2 separate regions of the Homo sapiens genome follow, and region 1 is linked to region 2. The links are chromatin loops, found by intact Hi-C in ENCODE. Cell type or tissue: K562. All regions are shown on one strand. Each heading gives the region's core, and the rest is flanking DNA. Links, peaks and the distances in the headings are about the cores only. Region 1 overlaps ZNF664-RFLNA (ZNF664-RFLNA readthrough). Region 2 overlaps ZNF664-RFLNA (ZNF664-RFLNA readthrough).

Region 1 (11,143 bases), core at 3,752-8,751, 160 kb after region 2:
TGGAGGAAACCATCGCCATGATTCAGTTACTTCCCACCAGGTCCCTCCCACACCATGTGGGAATTGTGGGAGCTGCAATTCAAGATGAGATTTGAGTGGGGACACAGTCAAACCATAACAAATACATAATAGCTAAGTATATTATATATATTATATAGTATATATAGCATATAATTAATAAAATAGTTAATATATTCTATATAGTAGATATAACTATTATGATTATAATTATATTATTCTCTATTAGATAATACATAATACTTATTATGATTATAGTTATATTATTCTCTATAAGATAATATATACTTACGACTAATATTATTACAGTTATCTTATTCTCCATTAGATAATATGTAATAACTGTAACTATTATGATTATTATTCTGTTCCTGAGTTTGTCTTTGGTTATTCTCTGGAGCACTCAAGAGCTTGGCTTCAGCAGATGGGGCCCCTAGATGCCAGCCTCACTCCTGCCTGGTTAGACTGATATATGTATGCAAGACTCTTCCAGCCTCTGCTTCTTTAACAGTGAATGCTGGGAGCAAGCAGCATTTCACAAATGCATGTTACATGCCAGACACTCCCCCTGCATATCCCTTCAAAGCATTGCCACAGCACTGTGGACTGGGTGTCGTTCTGTGATATATGCCAGGATATATTATGTTCTGTGGGAGGCTGCCATCCACTTGTCCGTTCCCTGTACACACTGCCATTCCCCCCGAACACTGGGAACTATGCTACCCCCTTGAAGGTTTTGACTAATCATGTCGTGCCATCCCAGTGCTTACCTTTGAAGAGGTCTAGAAGTTTCTACTTCTCTTCCCTTGAAATATTTGCTCTGGGGACATTCCCTCTTGGAGTCCAGCCACATGGAGAGGCCAGGTATAGGCACTGACGCTAACAACCCCAGCTGAGTTCCCAGCCCACAGCCAGCATCAACCACCAGCTGTAGAAGTGCGCCGTCTTGGACACCAGCCCAGGTGGGCCTTCAGATAACTTTAGCTCCAGCCAATATCTGACTGCAGCCTCAGGAGACACTGTCAGCAAGAACAGTGACAGCCTCGTCTACTCATACCTTGTGATATGGTTTGACTCTGTGTCCCCACCCAAATCTCACCTTGAATTGTATTCCCATAATTCACCTGTGTTGTGGGAGGGACCCAGCGGGAGATAATTGAATCATGGGGTGGTTCCCCCATGCTGTTCTCATGGTAGTAAATGAGCCTCATGAGATCTGATGGTTTTATCAGGGGTTTTTGCTTTTGTGTCTTCCTCATTCTCTCTTTGTCTGCTGCCATCCATGTCAGACAGGACTTGCTACTCCTTGCCCTCTGCCATGATTGTGAGGCTGCCCCAGCCATGTGGAACTGTAAGTCCAATTTTTTCTTTTGTAAATTGCCCAGTCTCGGGTATGTCTCTATCAGCAGTGTGAAAACGGACTAATACACCATAGAACCGTGAGAAATAGTAACCAACTATTGTTTTAACCACCATATTTTGGGGTGATTTTTTAGTGCAGCAATGGATAACTAGAACATACTTGTTTCCCATTTGCAGTTGGGGAAACTGAGATCTCGGAGGTGAAAAGACTTGCCCGATTCAGTTGCTAAGTAGCAGAACCAAGATTCCTGGAGCGCAGGTTCCTGACCGTCAGGCCACACAGCCTCTGCACCAGGCTGGAAGAGGGAACACTGTGGGATGCGAAAGCTTCCCGTGTATTCAGGAAGCTCTAAGATGAGCCGGCGAACGTGAGAGCCTGAAAGAGGGGTGACAAAGAAGCATGGCTCTGCCCGACACTCGCAAGAGGGCAGGGAGATGGGGCCCAACTGGCTTATTGAGTGACTCAGGGAACTATCGAACGGTCACAGGACATCACTTTGCGGGATAAAATCAGACCCACTGCCGGAGCCACGGCTGAAAAACAGACCCGAGTGGGGGAGGCGGCGGAATCTGTCTCCTGCACAGCACAGTCTCCAAGCTTAAGCCATCGTGTGCGACCAGAAACCAGAGGAGGGGCGCCGGCACTCCTGACCTGTCCAAACAGTAGGGCTTTGTGTGCCTTCACATGGAGAGATGAAGGTGCACGATCCCTAAGGCAGCTGTGACAGGCCATAGGTTCCCAAGAACCCCAGCTTCCTTCTTGGGATCAGAGCAGCAGAGAACTCTCAGGAAGAGGCAGTTCTATTGCCTGCCCAGAGCGGGCCTGGAGGAAGCCCCAAGAACGATGGAAAATTGGGACCCAATAAGGGGACACGTGCAGAGGTCCAGGCTGCTGTCCAGGGACACCTGGATTAATCCAGCCCCCTGGATTAAGATGAGGTCTGTTATTTAGCAGCCACTGCCCACCTTCCTCCTGAGAGGAGAGCTGCCTTCTCCCTCCTCTCTGCTTTTAATCTAACCTATGTTTATTATAAGGAAACCTCTGTAAGTGGAACCTCTGGAAGCCAGAACCAAGCCCAGGGAAACAGCTTCAGGCATGTTGGATCGGCTCTAGGGTAACACATTTCTCCTGGTTTGCCCAGGACCTTCCTAGTTTTAGCACTGACAGTCTCAAATCCCAGGAAACCCCTCCGTCACAGACATCAACCCAGGACAATGGGTCACCTTAGTCTACTTCTGCTGCAGACACCAAAATTTGTTCACACTCTGTGGTCAGAACCAAAGCTCCCCTCCCTCCTCCAAATTAAAGAAAAAACTCCAGGCTAGGTGGCTCACGCCTGTAATCCCAGCACTCTGGGAGGCCGAGGCGGGTGGATCACTTGAGGTCGGGAGTTCGAGACCAGACTGGCCAACATGGTGAAACCTGTCTCTACTAAAAATACAAAAATTAGCCAGGGTGTGGTGGCGCACACCTGTAATCCCAGCTACTTGGGTGGCTAAGGCACAACAATCGCTTGAACCTGAGAGGTGGAGGTTATGGTGAGCTGAGATCACACCACTGCACTCCAGCCTAGGTGACAGAGTGAGACTCCATCTCAAAAAAAAAAGAAAAAGAAAAACCCCACTAGTTCATGGTCCCTTCTCTCACCTTGAGTGAGACCACCTTTGACCCTGGAGGAGAAAAGGCATGACCTTGAGTAATAAAAATTGCAACAATAATAACAATGATAGTGGTAGCTAACACAATTAGAGTGCTTCTTGAACACCAGATCATGTTGCAAACCCTTCCCAAGTAGTACCTCTTTCAGTCCTCACTACAACCCAATAAGGGAGGAGCTATTCTTACCACTGTTTCCTGGTGGAGGTTGCTGAGTCTGGAGGAGTGAAGTGCCTCGCCCAAGATCATACAACCAGCTGTGGTGGAGTTGGGATTCTCACTCAAGCAGATTGTCTGAGTTCAAAGCTGACTGCGGCACTTTCTAGCTGGGTGGCTTTGGGCAATTAAATGAAGTCACCTCCTGAGCCTCACTTTGCTCATTGATATGGTTTGGCTCTGTGTCCCCACCCAAATCTCATCTTGAATCTTGAATTGTACTCCCATAATTCTCACATATTGTGGGAGGGACCCAGTAGGAGATAATTTGAATTGTGGGGGTGGTTTCCCCCATACTGTTCTTGTGGTAGTGAATAAGTCTCATGAGATCTGATGGTTTTATCAGGGGTTTCTGCTTTTGCATCTTCCTCATTTTTCTCTTGCCACCACCTTGTAAGAAGTGCCTTTCACCTCCCACCATGATGGTACTGTAAATCCAATTAAACCTCCTTTTCTTCCCAGTCTCAGGTATGTCTTTATCAGCAGCATGAAAACGGACTAATACAGTAAATTAGTACCAGTAGAGTGGGGCATTGCTGAAAATATACCTGAAAATGTGGAAACAACTTTGGAACTGAGTAACAGACAGAGGTTGGAACAGTTTGGAGGGCTCAGAGGAAGACAGGAAAATGTGGGAAAGTTTGGAACCTCCTAGAGACTTGTTGAATGGCTTTGACAAAAATGCTGATAGTGATGTAAACAATAAGGTCCAGGCTGAGATGGTCTCAGATGGAGATGAGGATCTTGTTGGGAACTAGAACAAAGCTGACTCTTGTTTTGTTTTAGCAAAGAGACTGGAGGCATTTTGCCCCTACCCTAGAGATTTGTGGAACTTTGAACTTGAGAGAGGTTATTTAGGGTATCTGGTGGAAGAAATTTCTAAGCAGCAAAGCATTCAAGAGGTGAGCTGAGTGCTGTTAAAAGCATTCCAGGCCAGGCGCAGTGACTCTTGCCTGCAATCCCAGCACTTTGGGAGGCCGAGGCGGGCAGATCATGAGGTCAGGAGTTCAAGACCAGCCTGGCCAAGATGGTGAAACCTTGTCTCTGCTAAAAATACAAAAGTTAGCCAGGCATGGTGGCAGGCACCTGTAGTCCCAGCTACTTGGGACTGAGACTGAGGCAGAAGAATCGCTTGAACCTGGGAGGCAGAGGTTGCAGTAAGCCAAGATCACGCCACTGCACTCCCCAGCCTGGGCAACAGAGCAAGACTCCATTTCAAAAAGGAAAAAAAAAGCACTCCATTTTAAAAGGGAAACAGCATAAAAGTTTGGAAAAATTGCAGGCTAATGATGCAGTAGAAAAGAAAAACCCATTTTTTGAGGAGAAATTCAAGCTGGCTGCAGAAATTTGCATAAGTAACAAGGAGCAGACTGTTAATCCCCAAGACAATGAGGAAAATGTCTCCAGGGCATGTCAGAGGTTTTCATGGCAGCCTCTCCCATCACAGATCTGAGAGCCTAGGAGAAAACAATGGTTTTGTGGGCCAGGACCAGGGTCCCCATGCTGTGTGCAGGCTAGGGACTTGGTGCCCTGCATCCCAGCTGCTCCAGCTGTTGCTAACAGGGGCCAAGGTACAGCTCATCTCATGGTTTCAGAGGGTGCAAGCCCCAGACCTTGGCAGCTTCCAAGTGGTGTTGATCCTGCAGGTGCATGGAAGCCAAGAAGTGAGGTTTGGGAACCTCCACCTAGATTTCAGAAGATGTATGGAAATGCCTGGATGCCCAGGCAGAAGCTTGCTGCAGGGGTGGGGCCCTCAAGGAGAACCTCTGCTAGGCCAGTGCAGGGGAAATGTGGGGTCAGAGGCCCCACAGAGAGTCCCTACTGGGGCACTACCTAGTGGAGCTGTGAGAAGAGGGCCACTGTCCTGCAGACCCCAGAATTGTAGATCCACCGACAGCTTGCACCATGTGCCTGGAAAAGCCACAGACACTCAATGCCAGCCTGTGAAAGCAGCCAGGAGGGAGGCTGTACCCTGCAAAGCCACAGAGGTGGAGCTGCCCAAGACTGTGGGAACCCACCTCTTGTATCAGCATGACCTGGATGTGAGACATGGAGTCAAAGGAGATCATTTGGAGCTTTAAAATTTGACTGCCCCACTGGATTTCAGATTTGTAACCCCTTTGTTTTGCCCAACTTCTCCCATTTGTAACAGCTGTATTTATCCAATACCTGTACCCCCATTTTATCTAGGAAGTAACTAGCTTGCTTTTGATTTTACAGGCTCATAGGTGGAAGGGACTTGCCTTGTGTCAGATGAGACTTTGGACTGTGGACTTTTGGGTTAATGCTGAAATGAGTTAAGACTTTAGGGGACTGTTTGGAAGGCATGATTGGTTTTGAAATATGAAGATATGAGATTTGGAGGGGCCAAGGGGGGAAAGATATGGTTTGGCTGTGTCCCCACCCAAATCTCATCTTGAATTGTATTCCATAATTCCCATGTGCTGTGGGAGGGACCCAGTGGGAGATAATTGGAATCATGGGGGTGGTTTCCCCCATGCTGCTCTGGTAGTAGTGAATAAGTCTCATGAGATCTGATGGTTTTATCAGGGGTCTCTGCTTTTGCATCTGCCTCACTTTTCTCCTGCCACTGCCATGTAAGAGGTACTTTTTACCTCCCACCATGATTCTGAGGCCTCCCCAGCCATGTGGAACTGTAAATCCAATTAAACCTCTTTTTCTTCCCAGTCTCAGGTATGTCTTTATCAGCAGCATGAAAACGGACTAATACACTCATCTGTAAAATGGGGGTAACAACCCTCCTCAGAGGACTATTGTGACAAAGGAATGAGGGAACATAAGGAAACAGTCCAGTTCACGCCTGGTATATAAGGGCCTGATAAATACATATGGTGATGATGATGATGATGATGATGACTATTTTTCCTATTGCAGAACTCAGTGGATATGGAACCTCCAGAAGCCGGCACAAAGTCCAGGGAAACTAGATGAGGTGGTTCTTCCCCCTCCAGGCCAGCCCAACCCAAGCCACACCCAGAAAGCCACTCAGGGCAGGGCACCAGCTGGCAGCAGCAGAGGCTGCACCAAACACATTCCCAAACACCTCACATGTGTCACTCAAAGTCAGGCACAGTCTTTAATGCACCTATAACACTCCAGGAATAGGACATTTCTCCCAGAGGGGATTTGGTAAAGGAGGGTGGGTTCGATGGCTCCTCTGAGACTCATCTGGCCTTGGTACTTGTATCAGTCAGTTATCACTGCAAAACAAACAACTGCAGAAGTTCAGAGGCAAACACCAGTGAGTGTTCACTACCCACACATCTGGGGTGGTTGGTAGGAGGCTCTGTTGATCTTGGCTGGGCTCTCCCAGATGTCTAGGAGTTGGCTGGATGTTGGCTAATCCAGGCTGGCCTCAGCAGGAACCGCTAGATGGCTAACCTGTGCTCCACATGTCTAACTAGGCTTGTTCTCACAACGGTGGCAGAGACTCAAGTGATTAAGTGGAAACAAACAACAGCCCTTGAGGCCTACCTTGGGGACTGGCACATCATCACTTTCTTCTCATTCTCTTGGCTAAGGCAACTCACAGAAGGTGGTGAATACCTGCCACCTTGTGGACTGGAGAAGCTTCAAGGTCACATTGCAAAAGGCATGAATATAGGAGGTGAGAAGCAATTCGCATTCAGGTTCTAATTGAGCCACTTGGTGGTGAAATGTTACTCTTCCAGCCAAACCTCTCCCCTACTCCATTTTTTTTAAAAAGCACCAAATGTGTATTATAACATCCTGAAATCATTATTTCAAACCTCTCCCTAGTTAAGAACCCCTTTTTTTATTATGTCCAAATAGTAAGTACAAACCACATATTTATAAAGACATGAACCTCCTGAACTTAGAGGTGCTGCTCTTGAGAAGTTAACTTTTTATAAATTAGATATTATTTGCTTTAGGTAGGAAAGTTCTGCTATTCAGGTGAATCTTCAAAATTTTAAACAATTGCCGAAATAGACTCCATTAAATTTAGCTTAGGTAAGTCGCCTTAAAAGAGGAATCCAGCAAGGATTCTGGAAATTAGAAGTAATGACCTGGGAGTCCGGGTCTCAACAGTCCAGCCCTGTTTCTCCATCTGTAAAACTGGAATCATAACAATAGTGACTCTAATATTAATGATATTGTATGTTATTTCATTTGAGTTTCCCCACAGTCTCGGAAGCTAGAATAATTACTATCCCTTCATTGTACAGATGAGGAAAATGAGACTCAGAAAGGGTGAGTGATTTACCCAAAGTCACACAGCTCATGTTCAAGGCAGAGTTCGGTTAGAACCTCCATGTTGGCCGGGCGCGGTGGCTCACACCTATAATCCCAGCACTTTGGGAGGCCAAGGTGGGTGGATCACGAGGTCAGGGGTTCAAGACCAGCCTGACCCTGACCGACATAGTGAAACCCCATCTCTACTAAAAATACAAAAAAATTAGCTGGGCATGGTGGCGGGCGCCTATAATCTCAGCTACTCAGGAGGCTGAGGCAGGAGAATTGCTTGAACCCAGGAGGTGGAGGTTGCAGTGAGCCGAGATCGCGCCACTGCACTCCAGCCTGGGCAACAGAGCAAGACTCTGTCTCAAAAAAAAAAAAAAAAAAAAAGAACCTCCGTGTTCCCTTCTACACTGCTGATGGCAATGAAACTAGTACAGCCACTATGGAAAACAGTGTGGAGATCCCTTAAGGAACTAAAAGCAGAACCACCATTTGATCCAGCAATCCCACTACCGGGAATCTACCCAGAGCAAAAGAAGTCATTATATGAAAAAGATATTTGCACACGCATGTTTATAGCAGCACAATTTGCAATTGCAAAATTGTGGAACCAACCCAAATGCCCATCAATCAATGAGTGAATAAAGAAACCATGGCATATATACACAATGGAATGCTACTCAGCCATAGAAAGGAATGAATTAATGGCATTCACAGCAACCTGGATGGGATTGGAGACTATCATTCTAAGTGAAGTAACTCAGGAATGGAAAACCAAACATCCTATGTTCTCACTCATAAGTGGGAGCTAAGCTATGAGGATGCAAAGGCATAAGAATGACACAATGGACTTTGCGGACTCGGGGAAAGGGTGGGAAGGGGGTGAGGGATAAAAGATGACAAATTGGGTGCAGTGTGCACTGCTTGGGTGATGGGTGCACCAAAATCCCACAAATCGCCACTAAAGAATTGACTCATGTCACCAAATACCATCTTTTCCCCAAAAAACCTATGGAAATAAAACTTTTTTTAATTAAAAAAATGAAACAAAACCTCTGTGTTCCAACTCTCAGCCCTAGGATCTTTCTCCCTCCTCAGTTATGCAACCCAGCAAAAAGATAACTAGCGAAGGGGAGGGTGGGATTAACTCACATGGCCTCTGTGCGTTTCTCTTTAGAAGAAACTGTTCTTTCCCTTGCTTTTCCATTGTGGTTTTTCTTTTTTTCTGATTTTACCATGAACCACCTCGTTTGGATATACCCAATCTAGCTTCCTGGAACCGTGCGGAAAAGCTGCTCTCAAAGCCTCCTTCTCCCTTTTTTTCCCTTTTCTTTTTCCAGCTGCAGCTGCAGCCGGGGCCCTGAGTGCCTGCTCTCCAGCAGCTGGGAATGCCTGCATTTTTGGGAATCCAACAGACCAAGGCCCCATTTTTTTCTATCACCAGTAGGCACTTTCCCCAGAAGTCCTGCCAAAGCTGCCTCCAAGGCCCTGACAGTGTCGCGCAGGCCCCGGAGAAACAACTGAACAAGATTAAGACCAATAAAACAGATTTCACTTCCAAAAGATGGCCAAATGCTCCCGATATGGCAGAAATTGGAAGCATCAAGACTTAGAAAATTGTGTCTTAGAAAATACCCCATCATCACTGGAGTGCTGTTGAATTTCCTTTTACTATCATTTTGAAACTGGAAAAAGGCCCCAGGCCCCAGGCTGGAGGTCAGGAAGAGCAGAGCTGTGGCAAGCCTGGAACCCGAGGCCACTGGGCCAGCTGCTTTCAAGGCCATGTGTGCAGGGGAACGGCACAGAGCTGTCTGATTCTGGAATCGTCCGTCTGGAGACTGAGCTAGGCGTGCCTGTTGGTGGCACTGGCTAATTGCTCTCGTGTTTTCTTTCAATAAATAGCACCCTTGTTCAGATCCTCTGAGCTCCTATTAAGGAAGCAGGAAAATGGTCAAGATCCCTGCCCTCTGGGGCTGGCATTTTACTGCGGGAAGCAGGTAATAAAGAATAGATATGGCCAGGCACGGTGGCTCACGTCTGTAATCCCAGCACTTTGGGAGGCCGAGACAGATGGATCACCTGAGGTCGGGAGTTCAAGACCAGCCTGGCCAACATGGTGAAATCCCATCTCTACTAAAAATACAAAAAAAAAGTAGCCAGGTGTGGTCATGCACACCTGTAATCCCAGCTACTAAGGAGGCTGAGGCAGAAGAATCTCTTGAACCCGGGAAGTGGAGGTTGCAGTGAGCTGAGATCACACCACTGCACTCCAGCCTGGGCAACAGAGCAAGACTCCGTCTCAAAAAAAAAAAAAAAAAAAAAAGAGGGAGGTGGCAGGAGGATCAGGTCAGAAGAGAAGTGATGACAGAATCAGAGGTTGGAATGTGCACTTTGAAGATGAGGAAGGAGCCATGAGCTAAAGAATTCAGGAAGTTTCTACATGCTGGACAAGGTCAGGGAATAGAGCCTCTCACAGCACGCCAGAAGGAATGCAGCCCTGTGGACGACTTGATTTTAGCCCGGTGAGATGCATTTTGGACTTCTGGCCTCCAGAACTGTGAGATAATGAATGTACATTGTTTTAAGCACTCGGTTTGTGATCATCTGTTACAGCAGCAACACGAAGCGATCACAGGGATTTAGCCAAGCTGAGGGGGAAAGTGTCCCAGGCACGGCCACAGCAGGTGCGAAGGCCCTGGGGCAGGGAGCATATTTGGAAGGCTCCAGGAACAGTGAGGAGGCGGGGGTGGCTGGGGCAGTGTGCATGAGAGGAGGAGATGAGAGAGGGAATGGGGTGGTGTGTGTGGTGACAGAGACCTTGGAAAAAGCTCTGGCTTTTGCTTGGAGAGAAACAGGAAGGCCCTGCAGTTCTCATCAGAGCTGTCAGCAAGTCGAGTGGAAAGGACCTCCTTGGGACACATTCTTTCCCAGCTCCCACACTAACCAGCATAACATCGGGGATGTCACTGTGCTACAGCATCAGCTCTGAGGGCAGGGGACTTTGTTTTGTTTACTACTCAAGACACGGAACCTAATCACATCTGCAAAGACCTTTTTTCCCAATAAAGTCGCATTCACAGGTTCTGGGTGGACACATTTTTGGGAGAACCACCATTCGGCTTAGTCCACCCCTCTGACCTGTTCACAGCCCGGGGTCTCAGGAAAGAGACCTGCCTCCAAAATATGACGCCTGGACCCACAGGCATGCGTGATCAGTTACAAGCTCTTCTCTTTGGCTCCGGATTAGAGACTTCCTTTTCCCAAGCTCTTTCTCCTGTGTCCAGTCTTGTGTGTTGACTGCCCTCTGGAGCTGACATATCTGGAAGTGGAGTGATGATAGAGAGAGCATCCCAGATAAAATGAGGATGGCAGCTCCTTGGGGACTCAACACCCACAGCAGGGCCCCCGCCATTCCAGTCCTCCCTGGGCAAAAGAAACCTCGCCTTTCACTTTCTGTCCCTCCTGATAACGTGCCCCGCAACCTTCACCGGTGGGCAGGTCTATCCTTGCCTTTTTCTCTCCCTTCTTCTCCCATCTTTCTTTCTCTTGCTTCACTCTTTCAGTTTCCAGGAACTATCACTCACTAAACCATCAATACATCCCATTTTGCCTGGGGCAGCCCAGGTTTACATGGGTTGTCCCAGTGTGATTAGAAACAGCAGTCTTTTC
Region 2 (11,143 bases), core at 293-5,292:
CATCACCATGAGGACATCAAATAGTCACATCTGTGGTGAAGGTCTCAAGTGTTCACACCCATGGTAAGAGTGTGTCAGATGTTCACATGGGTTCACACCCATGTGTCAGGTATTCACATGATGGTCAGGGTGTCATGTTCACACTCATGGTGAGAGGGTGTCAGGTATTCACACCCATGTATCAGGTATTCACACCATGCTGAGGGTGTCAAGTAGTCACACCCATGGTAAGAGTGTCAGATGTTCATACTCATGGTGTTAGGTATTCACACCATGGCGAGGGTGTCAGATGTTCACACATGGTGTCAGGTGTTCACACCATGGTGAGGGTGTCATGTTCACACTCATGGTGTCAGGTATTCACACCATAGTGAGGGTGTCAGATGTTCACACATGGTGAGAGGGTGCCAGGTATTCATTCCCATGTGTCAGGTGTTCACACCGTGGTGAGGGTGTCAAGTGGTCACACCATGGTGAGAGGGTGTCAGATGTTCACACCCATGTGTCAGGTATTCACACCATGGCGAGGGTGTCAAGTCACACCCATGGTGAAGGTGTCAGATGTTCACACATATTGAGAGGGTGTCAGGTATTCACACTCATGGTGAGGATGTTAGGTGTTCACACTCATGGCAAGAGTATCAAATATACACAGGGTGAGGGTGTTGGGTATTCACACCCATGTGTCAGGTGTTCACACTCATGGTGAGGATGTTAGGGGTTCACACTCATGGCAAGAGTATCATATACACAGGGTGAGGGTGTTGGGTATTCACACCCATGTGTCAGGTGTTCACACTCATGGTGAGGATGTTAGGGGTTCACACTCATGGCAAGAGTATCACATATACACAGGGTGAGGGTGTTGGGTATTCACACCCATGTGTCAGGTGTTCACACTCATGGTGAGGATGTTAGGTGTTCACACTCATGGCAAGAGTATCACATATACACAGGGTGAGGGTGTTGGGTATTCACACCCATGTGTCAGGTGTTCACACTCATGGTGAGGATGTTAGGTGTTCACACTCATGGCAAGAGTATCACATATACACAGGGTGAGGGTGTTGGGTATTCACACCCATGTGTCAGGTATTCACACTCGTGAGGATGTTAGGTGTTCACACTCATGGCAAGAGTGTCACATATACACAGGGTGAGGGTGTTGGGTATTAACACCCATGTGTCAGGTGTTCACACTCATGGTGAGGATGTTAGGTGTTCACACTCATGGCAAGAGAATCACATATACACAGGGTGAGGGTGTTGGGTATTCACACCCATAGTGAAGGTGTCTAGTATTCACACCCGTGGAGTCCAGAATGGCCATCACTTCCTAATTGTAGTATTCTAATGTCATCCCTGCCCATAGAGATCATGACCGGGGATGTCCTGGTGTGTTTTGAATACAGGCAGGAGAGAGAGCAACTCCTGCCAGCTTGTTCAGGTGCCTCTTGGGTTCAAGTCTACCACATCTTGGGTGTGCCCTGTCTTGTGTCCGCAGCATCCCTTCTGGAGCAGAGTGGAACCTGGGAATGGCCACAGTTCTTCACTATTGACCCAGTCACCCTCGGCCTTGTCCCTTGGTGCCAGTGGCCTGGCCCTCCCCCTCATTTACCTGCCCTTTCCGTATGCTGCCACAGCAGCACGGCTGCCCCTCCACACTCCCCCAAAGCCTGACACCCCACCTGGTGCCCGGTCCCGTGTGCAGTGTCAGTCCCCAGAGCCAGATTGGGTGGCTGAGCTGGAAGAGCGTGAGAGAGACTTCATATGCCCACTGGCCCCCAGGTATAGCTACAGGCGCCCTGGCATGGGGAGTGCACTGGGGCCCCCTGTGGTGCCACTGCCTGCTTCCCTAGAGAGAGGAAGCCCACCCTTGCCCTGGAGCTTCCCCTGCTGGTCCAGAGTGTCTTGAAGCCTCCTGGTAGGGTTTCCATCTGGACAGCCCCATCACAACCTCTTAGCCATCCTATGTCCCCAAGCCCATGGGGACAGCGCTGGCCTGAGTGTGGCCGCTGAGGCCTGCCCCCATCCTAGAGCAGAGGTCAGAGAACCTTTCCTCTTGGCAGAGCCATGAGGTCAGCTCTGCCCCAATAGCATTCCTGGAGCCACTGTGGAGTGAAGACCCCCAGTCTGTGTCCCACTCCACCCAAGACCCACCAGACATGTAGACAGTTGGCAGCCAGGAAACGCCTGCCCTGCAAAAGCTGAGTCTTGCTGGGTGGGTTCCCAGGGTGGCCCCAGCTTCCCAGGCCCCTAAAAGCTTTCGGAGTACAAAGGGGGTGGGAGGTGGGTCCTCTGCCCCTCATGGGCGCAAGATAATCTGCAAAGCAGGGCATGCTCTTTTTGTTCTTCCTTCAGAAGTGCGTCTGAGTCATGCTAAGCGTGGGGATACCCAGGGTCCTGGAATTCTGCCTGTCCCCATCTCTCAGCCTTCATGCCCAGGCAGTCTGGGATGCTGACCTCAGTTCACCCAGAAAGAGGCAGTCCCAAATCCCCAAAGAGGGCCCACCCTGGCCCAGCTACTGGTAAGCAGGGACAAAGGGGTGGTGCCAACACAGATGGAATTCATCCTTGGGGGCTCTGATGGGGATTTGCCAGCAAGGATAGCCAAGGCTGGGGGTCCCTGGCCCTGTGCTGGTGTCTGACCAGCCTCACATCCAGCACTGCAGAAACCAGCCCCACAGGACTGGGGGGCAATGAAAGGGAGAACCATGGTCTGCTGGAAGCAGAAATTGCCACCTTCTGCCCTGACCTTCCCAGGGGACCCAAAGCCTCCAGGGCCCAGGCTTGCCCAGGGTCCTGCCTCCCCTGGAGTGGGGACCAGGGAGGAGGGGCATCCTCAGGGGCTCTGCCCAGCCTCACTGGCTCTCGGTGTCCCACCCTGATTACTGTGCCCAGGTTAAAAATAAGCAGAAGCCTTGGGCCCATGCAGGACCTGGATTCCAGCTTGGTGACTGTGATCTGTGTGAACTTGGGGATGCTTTGGGTGCCCTCTGGGCCTTGGTTTCTCATCTGTGCGCTGGGCTTTCATGCGTCCCAACAGGGCTGAGCCTGGTGCTGGGCTGTAGTTCTGAGGCCGGCAGGCAGATGGCAGTGTGGGGCCGGCAAAGGGCACTGTCCCAGGCAGGCCTGCCCTCCACCCAGGGCACAGAGTGGCCCCTACCCAGAATCCAGGATGGGTTGGGGTGTTGGTCATGCCAGCCGCCAGGGGTTACCCACTCACATCGGTGAGGCCCAAGATCCCACAGCACCTTGTTGAGCCACCAGTTAGACCAGAGAGATGGGAGTGGATCACAGGGCTCAGCCCTCACGGTCATCACCATCAGCCCCTGTCTCTGTGCCTCTGAATTGGTACCACTCAGCACCATGGCGTATCTTCTCTGAGGACCAGGGACTTAGACCCAACCCAGGCGGTTGTTTGCAGGTGCATGGAAAGCTCGCAGCCTCCTGCCCTCAGAGGGTCCACTCTGTCTCCCAGCTACAGCCAGTTGGTCCTCAGCCTTCAAAGAGGTCATCCTACCTACCCCCAAAGAGGTCATCCCACCTACCCCCAAAGAGGTCATCCCACCTACCCCCAAAGAAAGAGGTCATCCCACCTACCCCCAAAGAAAGAGGTCATCCCACCTACCCCCAAAGAAAGAGGTCATCCCACCTACCCCCAAAGAAAGAGGTCATCCCACCTACCCCCAAAGAAAGAGGTCATCCCACCTACCCCTAAAGAAAGAGGCCATCCCACCTACCCCTAAAGAAAGAGATCATCCCACCTACCCCCAAAGAAAGAGGTCATCCCACCTACCCCTAAAGAAAGAGGTCATCCCACCTGCCCCCAAAGAGGTCATCCCACCTACCCCTAAAGAGGTCATCCCACTTACCCCTAAAGAAAGAGGTCATCCCACCTACCCCTAAAGAAAGAAAGAGGTCATCCCACCTACCCCTAAAGAAAGAGGTCATCCCACCTACCCCTAAAGAAAGAGGTCATCCCACCTACCCCTAAAGAAAGAGGTCATCCCACCTACCCCTAAAGAAAGAGGTCATCCCACCTACCCTTAAAGAAAGAGGTCATCCCACCCGCCCCCAAAGAAAGAGGTCATCCCACCTGCCCCCAAAGATGTCATCCCACCTACCCCCAAAGAAAGAGGTCATCCCACCTGCCCCTAAAGAAAGAGGTCATCCCACCCACCCCCAAAGAAAGAGGTCATCCCACCTCCCCCCAAAGAAAGAGGTCATCCCACCCGCCCCCAAAGAAAGAGGTCATCCCACCCGCCCCCAAAGAAAGATGTCATCCCACCCCTGTCTTATGTGGCTTTTTCACTGCTGCATCTTTAAAATGAAGACTCATGCTGTTCCCCTGACCCCCATCTCCCTGGAAAACCCCTATACACACTTCAAAACCCAGCTGGGGCATTACTTCCTTGAAGAGCACACTGCCCTGGCCTATCTTCTCTCCCCTCTGGGTCTCTGATAACACAGTGCAATCCTTGTCTCAAACCCGACGGAACCCTCGAGGGGCAGAGCTCTTGTCTTTCTCCTCCTGACCCTGCCTTTGGCTCTGAACCTCCCTGGCAAGTGTGTTGTGAAGTGACGCTGCGAGTGTCTAGTTCTCAAAAGAAAGCTAGAAAGAGCTCTGTAAAGGACAGTTGGTGGCAAATGTCACCATGTCTTAGGACATCGAGAAGTTGGTTAAATGCAGATTCCTGGGTCCACCTAGACAGTCTGATGATGCTCTAGGTCCAGGGTGGGGCCCAGGAATCTGTGTTTTCAACAAGCAGCCCAGGGGTTTCTGGTGGGGGTGGTTGACGACCCTCACCATGATGGCAGGGGCGGTGCCCAAGGTTGGAGCTAGGCCTTCACCTGGAACCTGGCTCCTTCGCTTCCATCTGATCAGGAGGTCTCCAGTAAGTGCACAAAAGTCTCTGTAGAAGGAGACCTGGCCACCAGCCCCAAGAGCTGCTGCCCCACAGGGCAGCAAAGGACTGGTCCCAAAGACCCTGGGGTTGGCTCCAGACAAGCTTTCCTGGGATGACACAGATAAACTGGAGCAGTCAGGGTGGCTTCCTGAAGGAGGCAGGTCTAGGGAAGGGAATAGGCTGAGAGGAGAAAACCTGTGTGGGCAAAGGCTAGGAGGTGAGGCCCAACCAAGGACCCTCGGGAGCCCACGACCATGGGCTGGACGTGAGTCCCTGTGGGGGCCCAGGAGTGTCTGGGGTGGTGAGCCGTTGCTTAATAAGGTAACTTGCCGGTTTTCTGAAATCAGGGCAGTTTTGTCTCGCAAGGGTGCTGATGGATTGTGAGGGAGAATTAGACCTGGGAGGCCAGTGTGGGACCAGGATAAGGGGCTGGCACAGTGGAGAGGCCAGGACACAGCCCCCTTGCCCTGGGGAGGGGATCGGGGACAGACACCATGGCGTGAGGGGGCAGGGGGCTCGGGGATCAGCACGATGCAAAGGCATGTCACGGCCAGCTGCCTGGTCCTGGCCCCGTCATTCGACCCCACCACGGCTCAGTTTCCGTGTCTGTCGAATGGGGTGGTGGTATTGCTATAGGGAGTGACTGCTTCCTAAAAGCTATTGGGTTTTTTTGGTTTGGTTTGTTTGTTTGTTTTTTTACATAGCCGCTGTTTGCTCACCTGTATGGGAATCAGATAGTGGCCAGAGGCAAAGGACAAAGGCAGAGGTGGGGAGGGAGGAGAAGCTGCAGGAGGTCGGCAGCAGTGGCTCATTTGCAAATCTGGGGAGCTGGCGCTGGTGGAAGGGTTCTCTGGCCATTCCGTCCTTGAGAGGCTAAGGAGGGCCATCAAAGAAAATTCAGTCGTTTACAGATTCTTTAGAAAGCCGAGAGGGCTCAGCGGTCTGCAAGCCACCAGCTGTCCTCACAGGGACACTTCCTCTGGAGGGAGGCCGGGGGCACACGCTTCGTTCGCAGGATTCTCCTCACCTCTTGCAGGGCCGTCGTGAAGATGAAACAGATTAAATACACGACATGCTCCTAGCAGGGCCAGGCACAGTGTGGGTGCTACGCAGGCCCTGGTTTTCATTCCCATTCTGGCAGGAAGAGATGGGACCAGTGTCAAGTTCAGTGGACTTGCAGGGAAAGAGCACCGTGTACAGGGCAAGGAAGGGGGCTGCCGAATCTGATTTTAGGTCTGGGAGGTAGAGACCTTCCGCTCATTTTGCAGATGCTTAGGGAAGTGAAGTGACCTGTTCCTTTTCCAGCGACGAGGCCCATCCTTTGTCAGTTTCCCCTCCCCAGGGCCTGGTGGGTGACAGTTGCCCCTCTGAGGGCATCACCGGGGTCTTGCATGGCACATTGAATCTTGCACATCTGGTGTGCCTGGGCTGGGGGGAGATGGGGAAAGGCGCTATAGCCAGCAGCACGTGAAGGCTGGGCAGTTGAGGACAGCAGCCAGTCTCTGTTTCAGGGATGGAAGTCCCCAAGGGCTAGGATCAGACAGAACCGATGCCTCTTTCTGCCTGTCTCCAGGTCTTTTGGGTTCCCCTAGGACAGACGAGCTGCTTTAAGGGAAAAGCAGGTGCACTTGGGGGCCTTAGATTGGTTGCCCTTGCCCTCTCCTTCCGCCTTGTGCCTGGCTGGGCTTCCCTGGGCCCCTGCATGACCAGCAGGCAGGCTGGGCCTCCAGCATCATCAGCAAAGGCGACAACCATTTGTGTGGTAGAGCCACTGCAGGAGGTCCACAAATTGCAGGCTCTCAGAGGCGGGCGTGTTCTCCGGGTTCTCCAGGAAACGGGCTGAGATGGAGTTAGGAGGGTAAGAGGTTTTGCAGGGTAATGCCTGTGAAAGGGGAGTGAGGAACGGGACGGGACAGGAAGAGTCTGGCAGGCCACGCAGAGCTGACGATTTCAACGGACTCCACCTGAGCTCCAGCGCAAGACCGATCCCAGGGGAACCTCCATGTTTGTTGAATTCATTGGCACTATAATTGCAAGTGTCGGAAAGCCTTATCCATTTTCCCTTCGAGATGGTGAGAGATCAAGGTTGTGATTGAAAATCAGGCTTGTGGAGTTGAATTTGCATGGATTAAGGAAGGTGCAAAGAATGCCACCCCCAGCAGGCATCTGTAGGGAATCCCATGAGTAAAGCAGGGCTCGGGTCTTGAGGCGTGCTTCTGTCCGTGTAGACCAGTGGAGGCCTCAAGATTCGTCCTCGAGTTGATGTGAACCTGTGTTGGACTCAGCCTCTCTGGCTTCCATCCCCCCTTCCCTGTTAGGGGCCATCCTCCATCAAAGCAGGCAGCCGGTGGTTTAGAGTGTCCCGGATCTTGGGTTCAGATCCTGTCTCTGCCTCCTACCAGCTGCATCCTACCAGTGTGGGCAAATGACTTAACCTCTCTGTGCCTTACTTTCTCCTCTGTGAAGTGGAGATGCGGTTGCATCCATGTCAGCGGGTAGGGATGGCATGCAAGTTTTCATATGCAATGTTTCCTACAGAGCCTGAAATCCAATGAGTGCTCTGAATTAGCACGCATAGCATTCCCACTAGTGTTAGCTTAACCACTGCCAGACCAGGGTGTGGACCTCAAGAGGCTACCACCAGTCCTGACCATGGCACTCTTGTGACACATCCCCTCGGAAGACCTGTCCCCAGCAGCCTCTGGGGACACTCCCTTATCCCCTGCCCCCACCAACTCCAGAGCCTGGGAGCAAATTCTAGTCTGATTTTCCAGTCTGACTCACTGTCCCCTGGCTGCCGAGTGTTCCCTTTAACACACTCACTATCTCCATGGAGCCCCATGGGCCTCTCCAAGGGCGAGATGGAGAGAAACAGATTGTAAGGTGCGTCCCAGCCGCCTGCTCCGCAGTGGCAGCCAGGGCCCTTCTCCAGGGATGCTGTGGGTTGAGGGGCTTGCCAGAGCTGACGACCAGGATATGGAGCTGCAGATATGCACGCCATCCAAAGTGCAGATGCCCGGGCCCATCCAAGGAGCTGCCCCCCAGATCTGAGTCCCCAGGTAGGTCCCAGGCCTCTGCATTTATTAATTAGCTCTTGGGTGGAGCTGGCGTGTGGAGGTGGTGTACGCTTAGGCTGTCTACAGGGGTGGGGGCTGAGTCCTTCTTTGTTCCTTTGATCAGGGCCAAGGCCAGCTCCTTAGGGCACAAGCTCCGAGTGGAAAAAAAGTGATGGCCACACAGGAAAAGGGGCCTGGAGACCCATCTTCCCCTTCCCCAACCCCAGCGGGAGCTGAAGGTCTCACAGACAGAAAAGGAAGTCCCGTTGGGTTTGCACAGTTTATTAAGATAATCAATCAATTTCTTAAGTTATTCCTTTGTTAACCAGACAGCATCTCTGGAGAGAAAATGCACTCTCTGTGTAGATACATAAAAATACATCAGTCATTTTGCCCCTCCTGGATGTGAACGGAATCTCCCCTCCTCACCTCCACAGAGGGAGCTCAAGCCCCAGGGAACCTTCCCCTCCCCTTTTATGCATTACCAGGGGAGTGGCAGGGGCAGCCCCCAACTGTGGAGTGCATTCAGGTCTGAGGGGGGAGGAAGGCTCAGAGGGGCATCTCCCCAGCACCCTGCCACAGTGCTGGCTTCTGGGGTGTTTGTTCAGCGGCCTGCTGGGCTGCCCCAGGCTGGGGGCTCCCCCAGCTCCCCGTGCATCCTGGCTTGTTCCACGGAGCCCTGAGCCAAGTCTTTGTCTGGCTCATGTTCCTCTCACAACATCCCACAGGCAGGGGTGAGCCTGCCGCAGGAAGGAGTAAGGTGCTGTCATTGCGGAATCGATTGCGCACAGGAATGCAGGCTGAGGGCGGCAGCCCGGTCCCCTCAGTGTCTCTTTAAACCGACAGCTGAGCTCCGACTCCCTCGAGTTCAGACCCGGCCTCACACAGGTGGCAGCATTTCCGAGAGCTTCACCGCCTCCACTGGGCACTTGGTTTTGACATCAAGGGTTCTCGTCCTGGAGGTGGTGCGTGGATGGGTGTTAGCTGGGGACGCCCTGCAGGTGAGGCTCCAGAGGCTGAGCACCAACCTTTCCATTTCGACGGGCAGTGCCCCAAATCTTTGACACTGGAGGGCACGGGACACTGGCAAGGCCATGGCTCAAAGTATTTCTAGGCCTTCCCCGCCCCCAGTATCACCACCTCCAGCGCTGGCATCAGCATCCGGCCTTTGCCCAACCTCCTGGCTCAACATCCGCCAGAGGTGGCTCAGCCACAGCTCCAGACCTCTCGGTGCAACCTGCATGTGTGCGAAAAGGCTGTTTTGGAAATACCCCAGGCCAGCAGCAGGGAAGAGAGGTACCCCTCTTCCCTCACACATGGCCTTGGCCACCAGCCTAGGACACATGGGGTGGCAGGGCTCTGGGGGAGTGGCAGCCGTCCCCACCGGCTGAGGCTGGGATGCCTCTGTCCTCACACTGCTCGGGGCTGTTCTCTGCTTCAAGGGCACTCCATGGACCCATTCTTTTCCCCTGACCCTGGGGGTGGCCACCACCTAACAGTGCATGCCCCTACCGCCTTGCCAGCTTAAGTGCTAAAAAAATAGATGCTTTTACTGAGTCCTTGACACCAAAACAAGGAGACCACCACCTAGCCTGTAGGTCAGGGCAGGCAGCGGGGAGCCGCCTCCTTCCACACGGGTCCTTGGTCTGGCAGCCTCCCTTCCCGCCTCCTGCCCGAGTGCCAGGCCGAGCTCATCGTGTCCATCCTCCCGGCTTCTCCCCAGGGCTCCCGGCTCCTCCAGCACCCCGGGCCGGCCCCAGCCCCGTCAGAGCGTGGCAGGGCCCAGGAGGCTGGGGGCAGGGTCCTGGCAAAGCTGCAGCTGCACGCTGGCGGTGAACCAGCGGCTGGGCCGGCCCAGGCTGCAGTGCAGGGTGGTCCGGAAAGTGCTCCTGGCATGCTTGGGGAAGATGATGGTGGTGCTGCGGAAGCGCAGGGCGCGCGGGCGTGGCTCCAGGGTCAGCTGGCTGCGGTAGTTGCGCCACGTGCAGTTGGGTGCTGCCACGATGGTCTCGCTGTAGGCCGTGACGGTGGGTACGGGCGCATAGAAGACCTTGTCCTGGAAATGCTTCTCCGAGGCGTACTTGACCTCAGAGTTGCAGCTGGAAAGGGCAGGAGGGAAGCGGAGTGAACCCAGGATTGGGGGCAGCCCGATTCCCTGCCCTCAGCATGGACACGAAAGGGCCCTGGGCAGATGCTCTGAAGCCTAACGGGTGTGGGCTGCTCTGAAATGTCAAGGTCAAGAAGGTCAAAGAAGGACTGAGGGACTGTCTTGGCTTCACAGAGACTAAAGAGGCGAGACAGCTAAACGCAATGAAGGACCCTGACTGGATCCTGAACTGGGGAGAAAAGTAAGCCAGGAAAGGACCTTATCGGGACGATGGGTGAAACTGAGCCGTGTCGTGTGGGTTAGGTGCTGGCGTCACCGTGTGCACTTCCCTGACGTTGACAACTATGCTGCTGTCATGGAAGAGGATGTCCCTGTTCTTAAGAGACACACTGAAGTATCTGGGGGCTAAAGGGCAGGATGTCACCAATCTCCTCTCAAATAGGGCAAGATATAAACAACCAGTGAATCTGTTTGAGAGGCACATGCAACCTTTTTTTTTTTTTTTGAGACGGAGTCTCGCTCTGTCACCCAGGCTGGAGTGCAGTGGCGCGATCTCGGCTCTCTGCAAGCTCCGCCTCCCAGGTTCACGCCATTCTCTTGCCTCAGCCTCCCGAGTAGCTGGGACTACAGGCGCCCGCCACCATGCCTGGCTAATTTTTTGTAATTTTTAGTAGAGACGGAGTTTCACCGTGTTAGCCAGGATGGTCTCGATCTCCTGACCTCGTGATCCGCCCGCCTCGGCCTCCCAAAGTGCTGGGATTACAGGCATGAGCCACCACGCCCAGCCGCAACCTTTTAAAAAGTTTGAAATTATATCAAAATACGTTTTCCAAGAAGTCCCTTCAACACCCTTGGAGGAGTGACCGACTAGTATCCCCCAGTTCCACGTCCAGAGCTTTAGGAAATCAGACTGGAAGCTCTGGGAAGGAGAGAATCCTCCCCATCTCATTCCCCACTGAACCCCCAGAGGTGATCACAGAAGACTTGTGAAGGGATCAGAGGTCCCGAGGGTCAAGGCATCCATCCTCCACCCTTGCTGGGCTTCTGATGATCTAATTTTGGCTTGCATT

The links. Hi-C counts contacts between places; a loop is a spot of excess contacts. Peaks named below come from ENCODE experiments on the same cell type or tissue, not always from the same donor. Only the 100,000 strongest peaks of a DNase experiment are listed, where the experiment ranks them.
Region 1: it touches region 2 in a loop (11-fold over the local background); 4 of 110 quality-filtered maps call a loop at or near these places.

Annotation. Positions count from the first base shown.
Region 1 is chr12:124,158,030-124,169,172 of GRCh38, reverse strand. The region is part of intron 3 of ZNF664-RFLNA (ZNF664-RFLNA readthrough); the gene reads right to left. Among named protein-coding and RNA genes, the nearest start is that of RFLNA, 130 kb to the left of the region's middle. In K562, for the core only: a CTCF peak has its summit at 6,829 (motif pointing left); no DNase peak of the experiment used is centred there; H3K27me3 peaks cover 845 bases.
Region 2 is chr12:124,313,114-124,324,256 of GRCh38, reverse strand. ZNF664-RFLNA (ZNF664-RFLNA readthrough) reads right to left here. Exons shown (of 5, transcript NM_001347902.2): 5 at 8,233-10,065. The coding sequence ends at 9,732. RFLNA (refilin A) reads right to left here. Exons shown (of 3, transcript NM_001365156.1): 3 at 8,233-10,065. The coding sequence ends at 9,732. Among named protein-coding and RNA genes, the nearest start is that of MIR6880, 19 kb to the left of the region's middle. RefSeq lists enhancers at 2,092-2,171, 2,679-2,788, 3,219-3,288, 6,539-7,138. In K562, for the core only: a CTCF peak has its summit at 3,091; a DNase peak (open chromatin) is centred at 3,096; H3K27me3 peaks cover 795 bases.